Regions from separate parts of the Mus musculus genome. Here region 2 is linked to region 1. The links are chromatin loops, found by intact Hi-C in ENCODE. Cell type or tissue: heart. All regions are shown on one strand. Each heading gives the region's core, and the rest is flanking DNA. Links, peaks and the distances in the headings are about the cores only.

Evidence for each region. Hi-C counts contacts between places; a loop is a spot of excess contacts. Peaks named below come from ENCODE experiments on the same cell type or tissue, not always from the same donor. Only the 100,000 strongest peaks of a DNase experiment are listed, where the experiment ranks them.
Region 2: a loop joins it to region 1, with 2.0 times the contacts of the local background. A loop is called at or near these places in 2 of 42 quality-filtered maps.

Annotation. Positions count from the first base shown.
Region 1 is chr14:25,230,803-25,241,896 of GRCm38, forward strand. No RefSeq gene overlaps it. Among named protein-coding and RNA genes, the nearest start is that of Gm32379, 25 kb to the left of the region's middle. In heart, for the core only: no CTCF peak of the experiment used is centred there; a DNase peak (open chromatin) is centred at 5,759; H3K27ac peaks cover 216 bases.
Region 2 is chr14:25,348,695-25,359,788 of GRCm38, forward strand. The region is part of intron 1 of Zmiz1os1 (a long non-coding RNA gene); the gene reads right to left. Among named protein-coding and RNA genes, the nearest start is that of Gm41113, 25 kb to the right of the region's middle. In heart, for the core only: no CTCF peak of the experiment used is centred there; a DNase peak (open chromatin) is centred at 5,237; H3K27ac peaks cover 799 bases.

The DNA.
Region 1 (11,094 bases), core at 2,163-10,162:
CTCAGCAAGCATGCATGTTTCCTATTCTTTGTGACTACTGAGGTCCAGAAGGAACACAGGCCTCCCACTGGCCTCCACCGCCATAGACGTTACCATTGTCTCCATTTCTGTTAGCTTATCTGGTTGGTGGGCTGATTTTTGATGGAGAGGTTTTAGTAACAAAGCATGTACCACCCACCGTGTTTGTGTGGTTCTGGGGCCTCTCGCCAGCATCGCCAGCCCCACTTCCGTTTCTGAGTCTCACTGACAAGATTGGGATAAGCAACTTTGCCCAGCTCTGCCTGATCCTCTGCATAAGCTGAACACAGAGAAATGAAGTTAGCTGCCATTAAAATGGCTGAGCTAGGTCCCCACCAACGCTACCACCGGCATGTGCATGCATAATAGTAATGAATAACAATACTGTATGGAAGTGGTTATCTGCTAGGGACTTAGATCCCAGATCCCCCAGCACCAGGTTTCACTATGTTTCAAAGCTCTGGATGCTGGGGACACCTCTGCCCAGCTGGCCACATTGCTCATGGGTAACTATAAAAGTGGCATAGTGTGTCAACAAAAGCTATGAGGGTACAAGTAAAGGCATCCACTGTCCAGTGTACCTGGCACATTAGGAGGAGCAAAAGTTGCTGTGGATCTTCTTAGAGGTTTTGCTGAACAAGCAACTTCTTTATAGTAATCCCCAGTGAAGGAAGGAGGAGTCTCAGGGGAGCAGCCCTTACCTGAACCAACTTCAAATGTTCGTGACACAAGGCCAGAAATGATGAAAGTCACAAACAAGACCAGAGACATTGTAAAGTTAAAAATAAGAGAGGTTTCTTTGAACTTATAGTTCTTGTCCAAGGTCAAAAGCTCAAGTCTGATAATTGGCCTTCTCTCTGGCAAAATCTTAGAGATGTGTAGGATGCCATATGGTGAGGCCCATGAGAAAGAGAAGAGAGATGGGAAATGTGTCTTCTAGCCTCTCTTTGCTCTTTAGAGACCACCCACATTTAATCTCGCACAGGGCTCCACCCTTCTGATTATGTTGGATTCCCATGGCCCCCCCAAGCTTCGCTCCACCCACTATAGGAACCTTGCTTCCATCCTCTCATCATTTCACAGTGGGAACTCAACTCACTGTGAGGTTTTAGAAGAGGCAAAGCATTGCAAGCCAGCCCAGCAGTGTGAGCCTCAGGCCAAGCCAGCCCAGCAGTGTGTGCCTCAGGCCAAGCCAGCCCAGCAGTGTGAGCCTCAGGCCAACCAGGGTGCAGTGTGTGCCTCAGGCCAACCAGGCTGCAGTGTGTGCCTCAGGCCAACCAGGCTGCAGTGTGAGCCTCAGGCCAACCAGGGCTGCAGTGTGGCCTCAGGCCAAGCCAGCCCAGCAGTGTGTGCCTCAGGCCAACCAGGGCTGCAGCAGCTTGGAAACTCTCCTGCTTCCACCTTCCCACATGGCCGGGCCCAGACCCTCCATGAGACCTCCAGTCCTTCTTCAGATTTGCTTACCATAACCCACCCTATACCCTCCCAGAAAGATCTCTTCTCCACCCCCAATAGAGCAGAGGAGATCTTTCTGGGAGGCAGAAGACCGGAGTCCACCTGACCCCAGGTCCCTGCCCAGTCATTTGTTTGTCAGGTGGGAAGTGGAAAAAGATACAACACCTACTGGGTACTGTGGCTCAGCCTAAAGAAGCATGCAAGTGGGCCCGCTCTCTCTCTCTCTCTCCCTTTCTCTCTCTCTCTCTCTCTCTCTCTCACACACACACACACACACACACACACACACACACACACACACACATCTCTAGTGCATGTAGCACAAGCTCTGCATGGAGGGAAAACTCAGAGTCATCACCAGTGCACAACAGCACAGCAGGTTGAAATCAGAGACCATGGCTACTGTGTACCAGCATCAACTCTCTCTCTCTCTCTCTCTCTCTCTCTCTCTCTCTCTCTCTCTCTCTCTCTCTCTCCCCCTGTCTCCTAGTCTCCTAGTGGGGAGCAGGTAGGCAATAGCATCCCTGCCTCCTGAGACCTGAGTCTTGTCCACCCTAGTCCCCCAGAGCTCTGATGAAAATGACTTGCTCAATGGGGTATGGTTCAGAGTCCACAGTGGGGGCTGAGATCAATCAAGGGACCCCAGGCAGGAGAGGGAAGCTCTCTGATCCAGTGACTCAACAGGACAGCCCAATTCATTGGGACATCCACTGGGGGAGCAAGAGAGGGTGTATGCCAGCTGAGAGCCCTGCCTGGCACTCTGGGGGGAACAGATGGGGGTGGGTTTCAGGTCACCAAGAATCAGGAAGAGGAGGAAAGAATTCAGTAGAAGTTTCAAAACCTCTGCTCACTCCCTCCAGACCAGCGTGGGGCAACAGTCAAGAATTTTACTGATGCCAGAGAGAACACTGGGTGCTACAGGCATGGCAGACAGTCCAAAGTGAGCGGCAAATGGGGAAAGGTGAAGAGGAGGCATTTGAGATGACTAAGGACCCTCCCCTCTTGTGGGAGAGTTACACGAAGCATTCTTCAGGGTGTGTGCAGATCTCTCCCCTTTGAACAAAACTCTGGCTTCTTTTGCTACTCCAGAGCTGGGCCAGCCTCAGCAAGCTGGGTAGCACTCGAGAGGGTAACAGCTCCACATCCAGGGGAGCCTTGACAGAGACAAATGAGACTCGGTGTCAGCCGGGCTGAGCCACCTGGGAGTCGATGCACTCCTGCCGTCCAGGACCAGCCCCACCCCTGCACCCTCATTATACAAGCTGGGATGTCCTCAGGCCAAAATACTGTGTACCGCCCCTGCCCGAACCTGAGTGTCATTATGACAACTCTCACTTGAAATTATTTGTTTTTCTCTATTGATCTTGATTCGACACTGGGAAAATGTATTCTTTGTACGACATTCCCAAGGGCTTAATTTGTCCATGTTGGAAGCCTTTTTTAATAGGATTCTGCCCCATTGTTTATTCTGAACATTGAGTTCTGAGAACCGGGATCCAGCTCCGTTAATAGAACCTCATTACCAGGGTCTCTCCGCATCAGGGAGCTGATAGTGGCCTAGTAAGCAAGAGGCTGCTGAAGGAGCTTCAGGAGCTGCCAGATCAAAGGCTCGTGGGAGGCCACACTGTCATTGTCCCCTGCCACCTTCCTCCTATTTGGAGACCTAGAGCAGTGACAGTCACTGAGCTGGACAGTCCCATGTGAACCCCATCTCAGAGAGGTCTTCCCACCCGGATGACCAAAGAAGCAACCTTTCTCAAAGTAGGACCTGTGGAACCCCTGCATAAGTGTCCCCCAGGTGCCAGTGCAGAGGCAAACTGCTGGGCCTCTGCAAAACAGTGCCTTAAGATCTAGACAAGAGAGAGTCCTATTATGGAACCCACACCTCAGCTCCATGAAGGGACTTCCTTCTGTCCAGGACTGGCCAACTGGGTGGTCCATACCCAATGTCATGCTTGAATCTCTCTGTGTAGTCTCCTGTTCTTATGTGTTCCTCTTGTTCAGAGACTGTCCATCCTGGCCCTACCTGATGACCCCAGGTTTGGACCAGTGTGGCAGCAAGCTCCAATCATCTAGCATCACCTGGTGCCTCAAAGTGGGGTGGGCAGTGTTAGCCAGGCAGCCTGGTAGAGGGAGCATCCCCACCAGCCAGGGAAGTGTTCTTATCACAGGACTGCAGGGCACTGAGCCAGTGAGATGGTACTCATGTGATTTTGAGTGGTTCAGACGGTTTACACAAATAGTCTCCTCTCTGTAAAAATAAAATAAATAAAATGTGCTGGTCTGAGGTTCTAAGCAACCCAGGGCAGCTCTGCCAAGACCCCCCAAGACAAGAGCTGTGAGTATAGAGCCTGTAAGATCTGAATCTGCTGGAAATATATGAGGAAATGGGCTGAAGAGAGGCCTCGTTTAAGGCTGGGTAAGGATGAGTTACTAACCCTTCCTGAACTTTAATTTTCACTCATGAGTAATTTTGCTTCTGGAACATTCCATCTCCTTTATGTAACAATGCAGCCTGGGAATCTGGCTCAGGTAAGTCTAGGATCCTGCTTAGGACTCTCTTAGAACCACGGCTGACTTAGCCAAAGAAGAAACACAAAACCTGACATTGTTTAGGCATTCCAATGTCTACTGAGATTTGCACCATTCCAATGTCTACTGAGATTGCTCAGCACAAGAGACAACAAAATGGTTCATCCCTTTGCTCTTCTGAGTAAAGGCGGGTGTTGGACAGACAGAATATGGTTCTCAGACGTCCATTTCCTTGCAGTGATAGCTGGTCCTATTTGGGGAACAGAGGAGTCATAGTGGACTTCCAGGAGGAGGTGCTCATTTTCTTGTGCCACAGAAACATGCAGGACTTGGAAAGCAGAGAGAAGCAGGAGATTATGTCTTCCGTTGTGAACAGTGCTTTTTCTCCATTCACCAGCCTTTTCCAGTAGTCAATAAACAGGATTTAATGAAACAGCTGCTTCACCCAGCATATACATGAGTTTGTGGCTTTGTAGAGGGTAGAAAAGTGGAAATGCCATCATAGGTCCTGGCTAAGAGCCACGGAGCATCCTCAGGGGTCATCACAGCAGGCCCCAGGAGGCCATGTGGGAGTACACCAGGAACTCAAGTGTGGCTGCCTGTGTCACCGTGTCCTTAGTGCACTCCAAGGTCCCATCCACATAGAGAGGACAGAAACATACTGCAACGTAACCTAGGAAAGTTGCCTGAACTACCATCACACAGACTTGCCCACAAAAGGCAACCTTGTTTTTACAGCTCTAGGAAGATTTCAGGCTATTGCTGTCTTGAGAAAGAGCCTGGGCCAGGGCAGTGACCCACTCGTGACATTCCTCAGAAGCATGGCTTCTTCAGGCTTCTCCCCTGGGTTGCATGTTGGCTGCGGCCTCCAGCAATCACCCCTAAGCAAGCACAGGTTTCTATAGCAGACACATGTCGGGAATACCCTATATCCTGATGCTCACAACATGCAAGAATGGCCACGAGTTCTAAAGCTTTGTTTACTCGTCTATCAACACTGAGGGGGTATAAGCCTCACAGTGAACCAACCACAGAGGATTTACACAAGGCTTTATCAGGGAAGCTCCAAGACAGGGAAGGAAGAGTCCTGAATTACCCTTCATAGTGACCATGACCACAGGGTTCTAAACGGAAGCCATGAGGGTGCTGAATGCAGCAGCATCCTTGACACTTGAGGCCACTTCACTTTCCCTCCTGCACCAGGTAGTTAACTTGCACATGGAGAGAACAATTGTTTTGTGCAGTTAAAAGACTGTTCAAGGCTGAGTGAGGTGATGGATGCTTGTTACCACAATGCTTAGGAGGCAGAAACAAGTGGACCCTTGTGGACTCACTGGCCAGCAAGCCAGTGAGAGATCCTGTCTCAAAAACAAGCAAGTAGGCAAACAAAAATAAAACAGAACAAAAAACCGCAGTGGGCCATTCAGTAAGGAATGGTACTCAAAGTTGTTCTCTTGACTCCACATATATCCCCTCATACACGAACACCACACACACACACACACACACACACACACACACACACACACACACACACACACACACACATGCACACCCCTGAGGGAGTCCCTCAAGGAAGAAGGTTGAAGCCCTATCATCAGTCAAGGCAGGCAGGCCAAAATAGCATCCACCGCCAAGCTCCACTGGAGCCGTAGGATAGAAGCCATGTCAAGTTCAGTTGGAGTTGAGCCCGTGATGGCCAGGGCCACAGCCAAGGAGCTTCTCCGAAAAGGACGAAATCACCAGAGCTTTCTGCCGGTCTGCAGCAGCACCAGCAGCAGCAGCAGCAGCAGCTACAAACAGCCAGGGCTAATGTTTATTGAGCACCACATTAGTGAGGCGAGCCAGATCTGGGCTGCAGTCATCACAGCTTGCAAACCTTAGTAGCTTGACACGAATTTGTTTCCTGCTCACAACAGCCACTGCAGACCCTGCCCCTCTCCAGGGTGAGGACACTCTGTGCAGCGGCCCAGCCAATCCACCACCGTACAGACCTCACCATCAGCAACATGTCACCTTCCCAGTGGCTGAGGCACATAAGAGATGGGAGGGCGGTGCAACGGATCTGTACCATCTGTATTAGTCAGGGCTCTGCAGAGCAACAGCCTCCAGGAAAGACGTAGACATGCAACAGCAGGGTTATTATGGGAATTGACTCATGCAGTTATGGAGGCTGAGAATATTCCATCTGATACCTACTGTTAGGGAGATGCAGAGACATGGAAGCAGAGGTAGATGGCAAACAGGCTCAAGACTGAAAGCCTGAAAAGCCAGACCCGCTCCTCCCCACCTGCCACATTATCCAAGGGCAGATGAATGGATACTCTGGCTCAAGACAGGAGGGGTCTGCTTTCCCTTTGTGTTGGTGTCCCGGCTGAATCTCAGATGAATGCCAGCCCCTCCGGTGATAAAAGGGAGGACCCTTCGTTTATTCTCCCGATTCGGCTGGGGACCACTTTCAGAAACTTCCATACAGACACCAGAGTGGCATTTTACTGAGCCTCTCTTAGGCCCAGTGGGTTGACAGATAAGATAGCTCATTACCATTCCTCTTGCATGTCATTGTCTTGAAGCACACATCCTTCATGAGGAGGTGTCATGAGCACTGTCATGGCTCACGTGGCTGCCTTGCCTGGAACATTGAGCCAGTGCCTGGTGTTGATCATGTACCTTATGTGGATTATTTCATAAATGCTGCTATAACAACCTATGGCACAAATAAAGAAACTAAGGCACAGAGGGAATGTCCAGCAAGAACCTCCCCAAAGTGACAGAGCTAGGACCAGAAGGCAGCCATTCACACTAAGGAAGGCTGGGTTCTTGCTCCTCACTCTAGCTCCGCCCAGAAGCTCAGTCATTGGCCAACAGTGCTTCAGTCTATTATCTTCCTGGCCTGAGGAGGTGGCAATCTTGATTGGCTGAGAAGCAAGGGGATTAGTGAAGCTCACCTCTAGGAGTGTCTAGAGAGGCATTTCCAGAGATGATGGGGGCTCTGACCTAATAAGTGGGTTCATTCCTTGACAGATTTGTGTTATGATGGCATTACTGGGAGGTGGTAAAAGTTGGGGAACAGGTGTTCTAGTTTAGTTTCTGTTGCTGTTACAAACACCATGACCAGAAGCAATTTGGGGAGGAAAGGGTTACAGGTTATCATCAAGGGGAGTCAAAACAGGAACTTTCAAGGTAGGAATTTGGAATTCCAGAGGAATGCTACTTACTGGCTTCTTCCCTCTGGCTTGCTCAGTTTCTTTTCTTAGATAGCCCAGCCCACCTGAGTAGGGACAGTACTGCCCAAAGTGGGCTGGGCTCTCCTATATCAAGTAACAATTAAGAAAATAGCTCACGGACCTGGCCACGAGAGAATCTGGTCAAATCTCCAGTGGAGGCTCTCTCTCTCCTCTCAGGTGGCTTTATGTTTGTGTAAAGTTAACGGCAGGAGCTAACAGGACAGTATTTCCACAGAAAGAAGTAGGCCGTTTGTATGTCGGGGGCTGATATTGGATACAGATTTTGACTTGTCTTTTTTCTGAGAGCCCTGTGCTTCATGGATCTCCTAGTGGGGTCTGCTCTGTCCACCCTCCCCAGCATGATGCGCTGACATCTCTGAAGCTACCCCTCCTTTCTTACATTGTTTTGTCAGATGTTTGGACTGTAGCAATATGTACAGAATATGCGGAGGTGGGTAAGAAAAAGGATGTCATACTTCTCTGTGTCCTGGGCATCCCAGGTTATTTGGAGCTAGATACCCACAGGCTGAAATGTTCCTCCATGAAGAAAAAGCATGGATCCCACTGGAGGCCAGACCTTCTCTGTATGGCTTCTGAAGCCACTGAGAAAAGCTAACCCCTGAAAGCCACTCAGACTGTCAGAACAACTCCAAGTGCAGCTGCCAAATGTAGAGGTTATACCCAGACCATCTCTGTGGTCCAGCCTGTGACCTGGGTTGGAGACATCCCATTCAGGGCAGGGGAAATAATAAGTACTCACTGACTAGCAAATCCAGCTCTATCGACTTGAAAGGTCGCATATTGATGGACAAAAAGCCAAGGTCAATATTTGATTTTGAGGAACAATAAATCTTGATACCGTGGAAAGGAGGCATCGATGCAGGTGCTGTTAGCTGGGGCTGGAAATGCTGTCACCACCAGTAGCCACACATCCTCCATGACCTGGAAAATGGGGTGGGGTGCTGAATATGTCTGGCAGTTTCTAGGCGTCTCTAGGTGAGGATATGGTCTGTTTGTTTGCTTGTTTGTTTGTTTGTTTGTTTGAAGTCCACAAGAGAGAAAAGTAAAAACTGTCCCTAGATGACTGGCAGAGTACACATTCCAGACCCTGTTTGCACAGATAACAGAGACAGGTGGTACCCCTCCCTAGACTGCCTCTCAGCCCACTGTGATTTGAAGGTTTCCTTCTTTTTCCTGGGCTGGGGTATGGAGGGGATGTCCCCCATATTTACCTCCTTATTCCTTATTCAGCCATTCCTCATTGTCCACTTTTTTTTATCACCCGAGGAAGACACACTGCCAAGCTAGTGAGAGGAGCAGAGCAGGTCACAACTGCACCCCAGATGGGTCTCCTCTGTTATCCCACCTTTCCAGACTCTGCTCCAAGCCCCACCCATCTCAGCACACAGAGTCACTAAGACAAGACCATGTGCCATTCCCCAAATGCTGGGACTGTCCCATCTGAGCCCTGCCCTCACAGTATTGGTGTACATCCCCTGGGGACCTCTCCTGAGCCTCAGGTGGTCTGTTTGACACTGCTCTTTCATAGGGCCTTCTTACCTTCCCCCAAGCAGTGTGAAACCTTCCATTGTCCCTGGACCACCTCCAGTTGGTTACCCCACCCTTTAGGCAGTGACTTGAATGACTGCCGGGTTTCGTTTTCCAGTGATTGACCTCTTCCAGGGCACGTGATGTTTGTACCACTCCAGCCCTGTTACCCAGGCAAAGATGACACAATGTGTGTTGGATGCATGGCTGGACACTGGGGAAAACAGATGTGCCAGGTCAGGGATTTGGAGCTGTCCTGTCAGAGCTGAAAGGGAGTTGAGCAGAACCTGTAGAAAGTGGGGAAGGCAGTGCCCCTGGCAAGCCCTGGAGGAGGAGTCAGCAGAGTCCAGACCTGCCAGCTCCTCTTCCTCACTGGCCACTGCCCTGACCATATTAATCTCGGGCTGAGCTGTGGAAATATCACTCTACTACATTCTATTCAAGTTCCCTGGAACTAAATTATGTTGTCAGGATTGGACAGAGCAGGAATGGAAAAGACCAGGCCGGATGACATGGGGCTGTTAAAAGGAGATGAATGAGTCTATGGTTTCCATTCAATTTTTCAAGGTTTCCCAAGGCAAGCCTGACAACACCACCTTATAACTCTCCGGCACCCTGCACATTCCCTCCACAATCTCATTTTTTTTTTTATTTCTGCCCATCAGATTAGAAGGACAGGGATTCTTCTTGTGGCTTCACAGATGAGGAAATAGAAAAGCTGGAGTAAAAGGGTGAGGAACACATCGACTAAGGTAAAGGTCGAGGCAAGGTCAGGCTGTAAATCTGCGATACAGCCACCAGGACCAGCTCTGGGCTCGTGGTGTAATGTTTCCATTTCCCACTTGCTCCGCTTCTTCTGCAAAATGGAGCTGAGCAGCACCATCTCCTAGGCCACAAGGCATCAAGGAAGTGACTGAAACTTCAATCCTTCATTCGTTCATTCATTCATTCATTCATTCATTCATTTCTGGTTAAATCAGACATCCCATGAGTCGAACATGTGTTAACTCTTCTCATGTAAGGGTCTTAACTTAAGAGAATTTCTACTTGATAGCTGTCTGACAGCAAGTCGGGTGCTAAGGCTTTGTTACTGAGAAGCTAGCCCTCAGCACAATTTCTTTGTGTGGTGTGTGTGCACCTAGGTGCGTAGACATGTGTGTACCTGTGCGTCCATGTATGTGCACTGTGTGTGTCTTCTTCAGTTCTTCAATTGATGTCTATCCTGTTTTTTAAGACAGAGTTTCCCACTGAATGCAATGCTTGCTGATTTGGTTAAACCAGCTTGCTAACATGGTCGTGGGGTCTTTGTGTCTCCTCCCCAGCATTGAGATTACAAAATCGCACAGCCACAGTCAAGGTTTTCTTCCTCCGTGGGTACTAGGGATCGAACTCAGGTCCTCATGCTTGTCTGTGAAGCACTTTACTAGCTGAGCCATCTCTCCAGGCCCCAGCACAGTTGCCTGAAGGGAGCGAGTCATATGTAAAGACTTTCTGCATCAAGCGTGTCCTCTGAGAAAGGAGGGAGGACTCTTCCCTGTCAGTCTGAGGAACACACAGTGTATATGGAATGACCAGCTTCCAGCTCCATGGTGTGCCCCCGTTAAAGGCAATCTCACCATCCAGGGCAGAGTGAGCCTCGGTTGTAAACAAAGGCCTAATTAAATTAACATAAATGATTTTATGTAAATTAAAGATCCACATGATGGCTGTTTATTGGTAGCAGCATCATATCTTGCACTGCACATGCTTGTTTAAAATTAATGTGCATAAATGCTCCAAACACCGTATTCGTATTATTAATAATGATAATAATGGTGAAAGGATGATAATAATAAACATATTCTCATAACAATGGTTCCCAGATGACTCTAAAATCTCAGCAGGGAGTGTGTGGAGTGTCTCGGCTCCTCTGGGAAACAACAAAAATTCCAGGGGCTTCCTAGTCTCCCCAGCCTTCATGCAGGGGTCCGTGCTGATATCTTCACTGAGTTGGCTAAAGAATGGCCTCTGAAACTCCTTCCATCTTTTGAGGCCTTACTCCCAGCCAGCTCTGCTATAAATCAGCCCAAACCTGCACAAGCGTCAAAGCGCTCTCCCTCCTCCCCATCTCAGAACCCACTTTTCCCATCAGTCTTCTCATCTCTTGTCTTCCTGGACACCCCTCAGATGTATGAAGATGGTGGCAGGTATACTGATGGTTCATTCTTCGTAGGTGGGTTAATGGAGGTCAGAGGCCGAAGCAACCCAAGGCCTACAGCAAGATCTCGGAGCTAGCACTAAAGTTCTTCTGACTCGGGTACTGCTGAGGTACACA
Region 2 (11,094 bases), core at 1,707-9,706, 120 kb after region 1:
GTTCTTCCAGAGATCCTGAGTTCAATTCCCAGCACCCACATGATGGCTCACAACCATCTGTAATGGGATTTGATGCCTTTTAGTGTCTGTGAAAACAGAGCACTCATATACATAAAATAAATAAATGAATATTTTTTTAAAATTCCCTACAGGTCTACCTACAGCCGGATCTTACTGAGTCATTTTCTTAATTTAGATTCCCTCCTCTCTGATGATTCTAGCTTGTATCAAGTTGACACAAAACCAGCCAGTGAAATAGACATAAAAAATACAATGGAATTATAAGAATGAATGAAAACAAACCAAGTTGTGAAATGACAGATGCAGCAGGAAAAGCAATTATATGAAAGTTTAAAACCTGAAGAAATCTCTTTGTTGCTTGTGAACACAGATACACATGATTTAAAAACATGAAGACATGTATGGAAATGAGACACACCATCTCCCAGGAAGAAGACAAGGGGTTGTAACTATAGAGCCAACACATGGGACCATAAAACTGTTTTTAAAAAGGAAAATTTCAAGTGCAGATGATATAATATTAATAAAAGATATAGATCAGTGGGTGGTCCATAGCTGTTTGTTGCAATATGTCAATAGACTCTACAAGTTTGAAATTGTCAAAGATCATTTGAAATTAAATACAACAGAATTCCAGCAAAGGTATCAGATCTGTTGTGTCTGATAAGTAAATGGACAAGAGTGATATGAGGCAAGTAGAAGGACAGATGTGTACATGGGTGGAAGGATGAACGAGTGGTCCATGAAAAAGGATGGATGGATGGTGATGGAAAGATATGAATGGATGGACAGCATAGATGGGTAGGTGGGTGGATGGATAGGTGGATGGATGGTGATGGAAAGATATGACTTGATGGACAACATAGATGAATGGGTGGGTGGATGGATGGAGAGACATGGACAGGTTGGAGATGGATGAGCAGACCAGTGGTCGGGTGGTTGGTGAATGAATGAGTGGATGAGGCAGTACTAGAGATTGTCACAGGAGTCTGGTCAGTCCACTTGGCATTGACCATTGTTGAGCACCAAGACACATCCCAAGCCTGATTAAGCTCAGCCCTGGCCTGGTCCATACAGAGTTTTGACAGATGCCTTTCCTCCTTCCCCAGGAGGTCAAAACTGATGACCAGATGCAGGTCTTGGTGAGGGCACATGGTGCAGTATTCTGGGCTTGGATGTGAGTCCTCTATGCTCAAGGGTCTCAGAGAATTCTCTGGACACAGACTCCCATTAGGACCCTGGAGGTGAGGGGGAAGAGAGCTTGGTGTTCCAGGAAGAATGATGTTGAAGGTAGTCAGGGAAGAGTTCTGGGAAGGGCTCCTAGCAGAAGAAACCACTGTCAGGATGATAACATCAGCAAGCAGACCTGTGGCCTGCCATGAAGTGTCTGAATTGCTACTTCTCTGGGAGTTCAAAGTTTGCTCCCAGGACACAAATGCACAAATTGAGCCAATTCTCAGAGTCGTCTCACTGGCCTGAAAAGGAATTAGGCCCAGGAATCAAATGGTTCAAGATCTGCACTCTCTGTCCACCAGTGACCCTCACTTCACCCCACTTTGGTTCCTGGAAGAATCAACCACAAATGATTTAGCTGCGGCCTGGTCCTTGCATGTACCCCCTCCATGTTGGGTTTTATGGCCCCAGTGCTGGGTGTGGGCTGGGGTGGGGCCCATGTGCCTGTCTGCATACCGGCCCTGATGGCAGCACACTCTCATCTCACCAAACAGTCCTCCGACAAGCACCGTTACTGCTCACTGCCGTCTCTCAGCTAACTAGGAAAGGGTTTTTCTAATTACATTTCCCTTGAAATCCACCCGGGTTTGAGTTAACACCTCTTCAGTCTGCCAAAACCTAAGTCATTTTAAAATTAGTTCTGGAGGTTTTGAAACACACACACACACACACACACACACACACACACACACACACGCACACGCACAAACACACATCCCACTGGGATACTGAATTTTCAAGTTGTATATGGAATAGTCTCCCCAGAAGTCCAGTGTGGCTTTCCATGGACCATGTGGGAGAGGCCTGGAGGGGAGGAGGGGGGCCCCCATCCTGGCTAACTGGGCCTCATTCCCCTCAAATCTGGAGTGCAGCCTTCCACAATGCTGTTGAATCGATGGAATCATAAATGCATTTTGCCCTGAGCAGTCTCTCTGATACTTTTTAAAACTGTGTGGATGGGAGGGAAATGTGATCCATATGGTTTTGAGTCATTAACACTTAAATCATCAAAATAGAGGGATTTTTTTTTCTTTCTTTCTTATTTATTTATTTTTTTCTAGAGAAATTTCATATCCAAGGCGCCTTGAGCAGCTCTTTAATAAACTATTTAAAATTCTGTTGTTCCTCCTAAAACACGCAAGTGCACACCCACATATGCAGCACACGTATATACATACACCCAACCTCAGAAAGGGCAGCAGTGGGAAACAGCCCACGTGGGGCCATCCAGCTCTAAGACAGTGGAAAGGCCTTGCAAGGTATCTGTTGAGCACTGAAGGTGGGGGTCAGTGACCTATGCTCAGCCCAGCTGTTCGGGCTAAGAGTTCCATAGAACTTAAAACTCATCTGGAGGTGACCCCTAGTGATACAGAGGAGAAAATTGAGGCCCCAAAGAGTCTCAAATGCTTAGAGACTTAGTAGAAGGCACAGTGGATGTTTCAGAATGAGATAACAACGTAAGCAACCATGCCTGGCACTTTTGTATCATAGGGCTGAATGGTAAAGCTTGAGACAGGGATCCAGGCAGGAGAAGGGGTAGCATCTGAACCTTCGGCACATCCATGGTTCCTTGTAGCCTAGAGGCTTCAGTTTCTGGCTTCAGCCTGCAAGCCAAGACTACCCAGGGAGGGACTATTTTCCCACAACACACAAGGCTTAGACGTGCAAGAATGGGAGACGTGGGGTGATTTGCTGAAATATCACTACAAATACTCTAGGGAGGAAGGGTATCAATGACACGGGCTTGGGTATAGAAGGAGTAAACCTGAGGGGCATTTGATAGGACTGGAGGTCAAACGAATGGGGCAAAGATCCACAGAGCAGCATTGAGGCTGTATTGCATTTGTTCTTCCAGCTTTGGGTGGCCATCACAAGTTCTTGAGGCAAGATCTCTCTAACCTTTGGCTTTTATTTTCACACTTCCCAGAGGCCACTCTGACTTTCTGCCTCCATCTTGGAAGGACCCCTGTGGTTTCCAGACTCACCCAGAACATCCTTATCTCAATATCCTAAATGCTATCCCATCAGTAACTTCCTTCTGCAACATAGCATGCATTTACAGGTTCTGAGAGTTTGGAGGCCAGTGTCTTTGGAGAAGTAGGAAATTGTCCAGGCTTCTACAAGAAGGACGTTCAGATTTATTCCTTTGTTTGTCTGTTGCTTTCTTTCTCTTTACTTTTTGTTACATTTATGCATTTTTATGTGTATATCCCTATGTGCCATCATGCATGCGTGAATACCAGAGGCCATCTTATGGGAGTGGATTCTCTCCTTCCACCAGGTTAAGCCCAAGAATTAAACAACTCATGTCTTCAGGCTGGGTGGCAAGGTGACCATACCTGCAGATTCATCTCCCTGCCAAAACTTAGATCTCTGACCTTGGTGACCAGCTGGTGCTTGGAATCAAAAGAGGAGATCAGTGGCTAGGCTAGTCTTGGTTTCCTTGCTGAGACAGATAGATGCCTACAAGAAGCAATGTAGAAGGAGGGTGAACCACCAGTTCAGAGGTTTCCAGTCTGTGGTTGGCTGGCTTCCCTGCTATGGACCTGTAGAGAGGCAGAACAGTATAGTGGGACAGAGGAGGACATGCAACCCTAGAAACATGGCCAAAAGGCAGAGGAGAGGGTGACAGGACAAGATACGACCACCAAGGATGTGCTTCAGTGGCCTGCTTCTCCCACAAAGCGTCTACCTCCACAAGTTTCCACTTCCTCCCAGTGACGAGCCCTGAACCCACCAAAGAATCAATCCATTAAGTGGTTTAGAGCATTTCCCAAAGCCTACCAACCAGCTGGCAGCCAAGCTCCAATAACAGGAGCCTTGGAGAGGCAAAGCACACTTCATCCAAACCTTAAAAATGTATGTAGGGAATCGTTCTTCTAACCAGAAGCTCAGGACATAAGCAGGAAGGGGTTTCTGAGATAAGATGGTTCTGGGCAGTGGAGCAGGGGACAGGTGTGACCTAAAAGTATGGCGTTCAGGCTCCAGTGACAGAGACCAAGGTAGCCACAGGAATAAATGAAGCTTCTGATTTCTCATTCATTTGGGGGTAGGGGAGGCAGCAAGGCTAGGAAGCAGAGGGAACCCCATTTTGGATAGAAGACAAAGGATGAGGCATGGTCAGAGCCCAAAGCTTAACATGGTGGAAAGAGAAAACTCACTTCCTCTGATATCCATGCACGTGCATACACACTTATACACATAAAAATACATCAGATAATTACCCAGGAATGGGGGCTAAAGAGATAACAGGGTCAGAGGAGGGCACAGGAAAAGATTGCAATGTCATGTGGAAAACGGGAACTAAATGGGATAGGACAAAGGTTTGCCCACTCCCGGTTGACCCCAAAGCCATTTTGAATGGAGTGAAACAAGATTAGCCGAAGTGTCTTGGTACAATGTTCTTGAGGATATTTGGTTTAGGAAGCTTACGGTGCCACCTGTGAGCCGAGGGCAGGGTGGGGATGAAGGGGTGCTTTGAAAGGAAGCCTCAGCATGGTGAGACACCATAAAGGAAAGAAAGGAGGATTGTTTTGTAGGTCCTCCCTTGACCCAAACCTAGAGATTAAAAAAAAGGGGGGGGACACCAGAAATTGATAGCTTGAGTCTGAGAAAGTGGAGCTTCCCAGACCCTTCTCAGAAGCTGAAGCCAGTACAGCCTCAGCCTTACCTTCTTCCTTGACCCTTGGTCAATGACCTCAGCTTCAAAACCAGTAACTGACCACACACGAGAGCGGGAAGAGAGGCAAGACCTGAGACTAGTCACCTGTGAAAGTGAACCTGAGCCTTACCCGAACCCCTTCTTTCTTCCCCTTACCCATGGGCCTCAATCTCAGCCTCCTCCCCTCCCTCCCATGTGTCCTAAACAAGGCCTCAGTGCTCTGGGTGACTACGGCCAATTCAATCACATCTGTGGGCCTCTTGATGAAATGAGACACTTGGCTGCAATGACCGCCAGCAGCCTCCCCAGCCCTCGTGGCCCGGGGAAGCACAACCTTGGACGTGGATGGGCCGTCTAAGTTGCCACAGGAGCTCCAGCCTCTTTGGAGAGCGGCCCAGGGTTCTGTCACTTGGTAAACATGATGCAGGCCTGTTTGGGGCCTCATAACTGTGGTTTTCTGTTTTCCTCAGCAGTAGCTGCAAGGCCAGGGCTGCAGCTGAGCCAGGCCAGGAGGAAGGGAGCGGGGAGAAAGAAGAACAGCCTCTCCACACTAACCCCTCTGCTTAGCTCAGAAAGTTTACAAAGGGAGGAATCTCATGTGCCTGCTAGACTCTTCCTCTACCTTACCCCAGCTCATTCCTCTTGCAAAGGAAAAGACTTACTCGCAAGCTGTGCTGTCCAGCCTCCGTTTTGGGGAACAGACACTCAGTTCACAGTACTGTTGAACTTTGGAAAGAAGAAACCATGTCTAGAGCTGAGATGTGGGTGACTGGAGACCCTAACCCAAAGCAACAGCCGGCCCTATGGGGCCAGTCTTGTTATTTGGAAACAATTCAGTTTGCCTGGACCCTCCAGGACCTGGCACACAGGAGTCCTGTGTAATCCTGGTTTAATGAGCCAAGTGGAGATGAATCCAGGAAAAGACAAGATTGCTCTTGGAAAGAAACAATGGCAGTGGCTACGGAGGGTGTGACTGATAGGATTGGCACCCTTGGGTTCCCTCGCCCGTCTATGAAACATTCCCCAGCTGCTAGGGACAGGGCGGGCTGCATACCATGTGCTGCCTCTAACCCTGCTGAGAGGAGCTGTCTGATCTGGACATGGCTGGGAATGTGCCATGTCTCCAAGGTCGATCTCTACCTCATCCATGATGTCCATGCCAGGGTAACTCTAAACTACCAGAAATCTCTGATACAGTTCATACTTCCAAGCAGCCCTTGTGGAGGGGCAAAGGCTGTGCTTTCTGTCTCTGCTTAGCATCTCTGGCTCCTTTAGCCTGCTTTCTGGCTACCTTGCTGGATACCTTGAAGAACACCCTCCCTCCATAGCCCGCTTGTGCAGGAATATGTGTTTTAGCTTCTATTTCTAGTGAACCTGACCCAAGATGACAGAGAGCACTCTCCAGATAAGTCCAGCTCTAGACAGCCTCTGCTCTCTAAGCTAAGGGGGTACCAAGCTGCCTGCCCAGCAGCAGGGGAGAATGGAGGGCATAGACAGCTGGCATTTTGCAAGGCCAGAGCTCATCAGTGAAGCTCTGCACATCTGGGGAGTTGGGGGGAAGGGGTATTTGGACTACAGCATTAGCAGAAAGGTGCAGAGTACAGTACAACTGGAAGCCTCTGGGGCTACCAACGTTGCAAGATGCCAAGACTCTCCCCGGCTAGAGAACTGTGGACGAGTTTGTTCTTGTCAGCTGGCAGCACAGACAGGCAGGCATGGCAGAACCTGTGGACAGTGAAGACCAGGCTATCTCAAGGCAAAAAGGATCTAGGGTCCAGGGTAGATCAGGAGACCCCTGGACTTCTGCTAGCTGAGAACTTTACAAATATCATGAAGTCCTTACCTAGGTGGCACCATAAGTAACTAAAATATAAAATAATTTTTGAAAGTGTACAACAAAGACAAGAGCAATAGTAATAGAAATTTTAGGATTCGCAATACACCACGGGCTAATGTGGGGTGGAGGACCCTGCTAGCCCACTGCATGCCATTCCTTCATTTAATCCCACTGGATCTGTTATCTCCGTGGTGCACATGCTCATGTGTTCTTATATGTAACCAGGAAAACACGGCATTAGTCTCTCCTTACCCACAAGAGTATGTCCTAAGACCCTGTCTATCTAAAGACAGGAATAATGCCTTATTTATACTGTTTCATTTGACACACAATCCATACTAAAAATGTCATTTTAAAGCTAGACATAATAAGAGATCTATTTATTTGTAGATACATAATACATACATACATACATACATACATACATACATACATAGCTGCAAGAGCAACAATGTAAAAAGGGGAGAGCTCATGGTCGCTTGGCCTTCCCTGGCACACTAGGAACTGCCCCCAGTACCCAGAGTACAGACAGTTTTCTGCCCAGAGCTGCCCTCCTCCATGGCAGCAGCCTCTTCAACTCCCATAAAGGACTGAGTTGGGTTCTAAAGCTACATCATGGACCTGCCTCAGAAATGGGGCCTGCTTGTATGTTCCCAGTCCCTATCCTGTTGGGAGAAATATGGCCAATGGCAGTAACTTCCAGCTTTCTACAAGGTCAGGATTGGGAGGGATAGACTTTGGGGTCTCAGATGTCCCTAAGAACAACAGACACATTCAGGAACCTCCAAAGTTGTCTCCAAGCTGTGACTCCGGGCTTGACACAGACCTATAACATTATCCTCTCATGTCAAAGGTCTCCAGAGGTATGCACTGGGCTCCATGAAATTTCTAGAGCCTTTGACCTTAGATCAGAGTTTAGGGAGAGGGAGCACAATTCCCATAGTTCTCTGTGAGAACTGCAATTCCCTGGCTCCCCATTTACAGCACTAGGAACACCTACACTGCACCTCAGGAACAAACCTCAGCCTCCTCTTCTTTAAAACTCAGCATTGTAGACGATGCCCTATAACAACTATTCCTCCAAGTGTCAGTGACTTCTCTGGCGCAATGAGTTTGATTGTGTCCCCCCAAAGTTCATGCCTTAGAAACACAATTCCTAAATTCACGTGTTCATGATATTTGGAGGAAAGGTCTTTGAGAGATAATTAAAACGAGATGAAAGCAAAGGCAGGGACTCCAGGACATGCAGCAGCTTTGTAATAGAAAGAGGGGAGATCCATGCTACAGAGCTTGCTCTGTCTGACCACATTGCCCTCTATCATGTTGTGATGCAGCCAAAAGGTCCTTCTTCACCGGACACCTAGCACCAGTGAAGGAAGATAGGGAGAAAAAGGTAAAGAAGAAATAAGATGGGGAGGGAAGAGGAGTTGTTTCCTCTTCTCTGGGCTACACTTACAAGGCTCATCTGACCTAAATCCCAATCCTAGAGAACATACTAAACTACTGCAAAGATTTACCAGATTGTCCTAGAAGATTCCAGAATATTAACTCAATGCTTTCTCTAGAGGTTAGCTCATCTGTGGGTACTGAAAGTGCTCAGATTCCCCAAGGACATTGGGAGGGTAAGCAGAATGGCTTAGTTACTGTGAGCTGCGTCCCCCACCTCCATTTTATTCCTACAGATCTACTTAGAAATCTCCACAGCCTCCTTCCCTCCCAGTCTAGCGTACCATACCACGTCACAATAAACACATCAAAATGCATCCATATCCTGTTTCAAATATCATTTACATATAACTTCAGAGGAGCTGGGGTGAGCTCCATTTAACAAGTTGACATGATATTACATTATGCACATATTCAATTAAACATCAATTAACTTTGATTTGCAGTCATTTTGAGAAGTTGATCATTTTTTTCCTCTGTCATCAAATACCCTTGGAAAGACTGTAATCTGTAGTCCATGAGTTGGAGGTGCTCTGTCCTTCCTGAAGGCTCCATTGCTGGGTGCCCCATCTATCTGTGCGAGGCCAGCTGCTGCCCGTTTCTTCAGTTGGAAGTTTTACCTACTTCTTCCCCCAGATGATAGTACTCAGAGTCCATGGAGAATCTGCATAACGACAGAGGCTGCTAGGTCCTATGGTCAGAGCCAAGAAGGGAGGAGGCAGCCATAGATTCAAGGGAGGCAGTCCATGAAGCACAAGGAGAAGCCTCTTGACCAACATCACAGACCCTCCTGTGACTTACAGTCTGCAAAATCCCTTCTTTCTCAGTCTTCTCTAGATCTCCACCCAATATCTGTGAAGTTTGCACCATCACCCCCACTTTCCAGATGAGCCCACAGAGGCTCAGGGACATGTGAGAGACTATCACCAATGGAGGAGTTCTGGCTTCACCTTCCTCACCACCCACTAAGGGTGGGTGATTTGAGCCATCGGGGATATGTGTTTTCTCTTTGCACAAATCTCTTTGTGAATTCTTCTGTGGCCTGTCAGCATCCAAGGTCAGCAAGGGGTGCCAGGCAGGGGAGTGGACCACAGTCCCAGCCCTGAAGCTGGTAGGGACGGCACAAAGCCAGAGAGTTGGGTAAGTTGTGCTGCTGAGCGTCAAAACGTGTCAGGTCTCGCCCCAGCAGGCTGCTCCCTGGAATTAGCAGATACAATCCTGGAGTCAGAGAGCCATCTCCTTGGATCAGCTGTGCAGGGCAAGACGGGGCGGGGAGGAGAAAGCCATTCATGGGCGGAAAGAGTTTCGAGTGGCCTGATGCCAGGGCATCTGGGGTCACAGTGCGGTCCCCAAGTCCTTTCCCAAACCAGGACATCCCTAGCTGTCTGAGTCTGATATCACCATTGAATCTGCAACTTAAGACAGCCTGCTGAACCTGTCTGTCTGTCACCCCACCATCCACAGTTATCTGAGGAAGCTTAATGGAGAAGCAAAGCAAAACCTGTGGAAATGGTGCCCTTTCCCCCTCTTTCTTTCCCTTCCTCCTTCTCCTCCTCTTTCCCCTTTCCCCTTCCCCTGCCCCTAACACCATAAGCTGGAGTGAGCTTCCCATTCTAGGTGGGCCCCAGCAGCTCCCAAGTGAGTATCGGTTGTCTACAATGTGTCACGAGCACCACCAGTTACTTCTCAGTTGGGTTCTTGAAGTTCACAGAAACTCAACAATGCAGAAAGCATCATCTTTTTGTGTGTGGAGAAGAGGAAATGGACAGAGAGCTCATTCATTTGCCCAAGGCCACCAAAGTAGAAGGCAGCAGAGTTGGATTCCAGGCCAGGTGGGCTTGCTCCATGATCTTCTGAACGTCCACATCTGACACTGTTTTCTCCACGCTTGCCCTGCTCCTCCAGGCCGTGAGAACCATGTGATAAAAAATAAGAGCCTTGGCTTAGCATCCGAGGCCCTCCACAGACTCCCAAAGTGTCTTGAGCTAGCTTTCTAACCGTGTTTCATCTCAGCCTTATAACTGCAGTACTTCAACCTGCTCCCCCAACCATGCTATCTCTGTGTTTGTAAAGATCTGCCCTGGCAAGCCTGGGTCCATCTGCCAGAAGTGGCCTTCACCATCTCCTCCCTGTCATATCCACACTCCACAGAGTGAAATCAGAGACAGTGACTTGGAGGAGGGGCCACTTAGGTTGGAGTCAGTTAATCCTTTGGATTCATGAAACAACTTTCACATTCACTACAACGTGATATGGCTGAGGAAACATGGGTGTTTATTCAAATATCAGGTCACCAGACCTGGAATATTTTCAGGGCAGGCCTGGTGAACTGTTTGTGTCTGTATCCTAGCAACTGGCATGAGGTTCTGGCTCAGAGTAAGTACTCCTTGGAATGATGATGGATGGATGAACAGATGGATAGATACAAAGATGGATGAACACTTGGATGGATGCTTGGATAGAGTAGGGAGTGACTGGACAATGAGATGGATGGATGGGTGTGTGGATGAGAGATAAACAGATGGACAGATGGATGGTTGGTTGGATGGATGGATGGATGGATGGATGGATGGATGGATGGATGAGTACATGGATGGATGGATGGATGGATGGATGGATGGATGGATGGATGGATGATGGTTGGTTGGTTGGTTGGATAACTTGGCTGCAAGATGAATAAATTCGCAGAGGGATGGAAGAAAAGGAAATGAGCAAATTACTCATGTCAATAAGCACAAAACTACTCAGCCCTGGGAGACTCCAAAAGCCTCTCCGATTTGTGGTCCTTGCAACCTTTTGTTGCAGGTCAATAAAGATCTCATAGGCCCCCCTCTGGGCAAAGAACCAAGTCTGTCTCAGCAGGAAGAGGGGAAAGGACCCCAGTCTGGAACTCTGA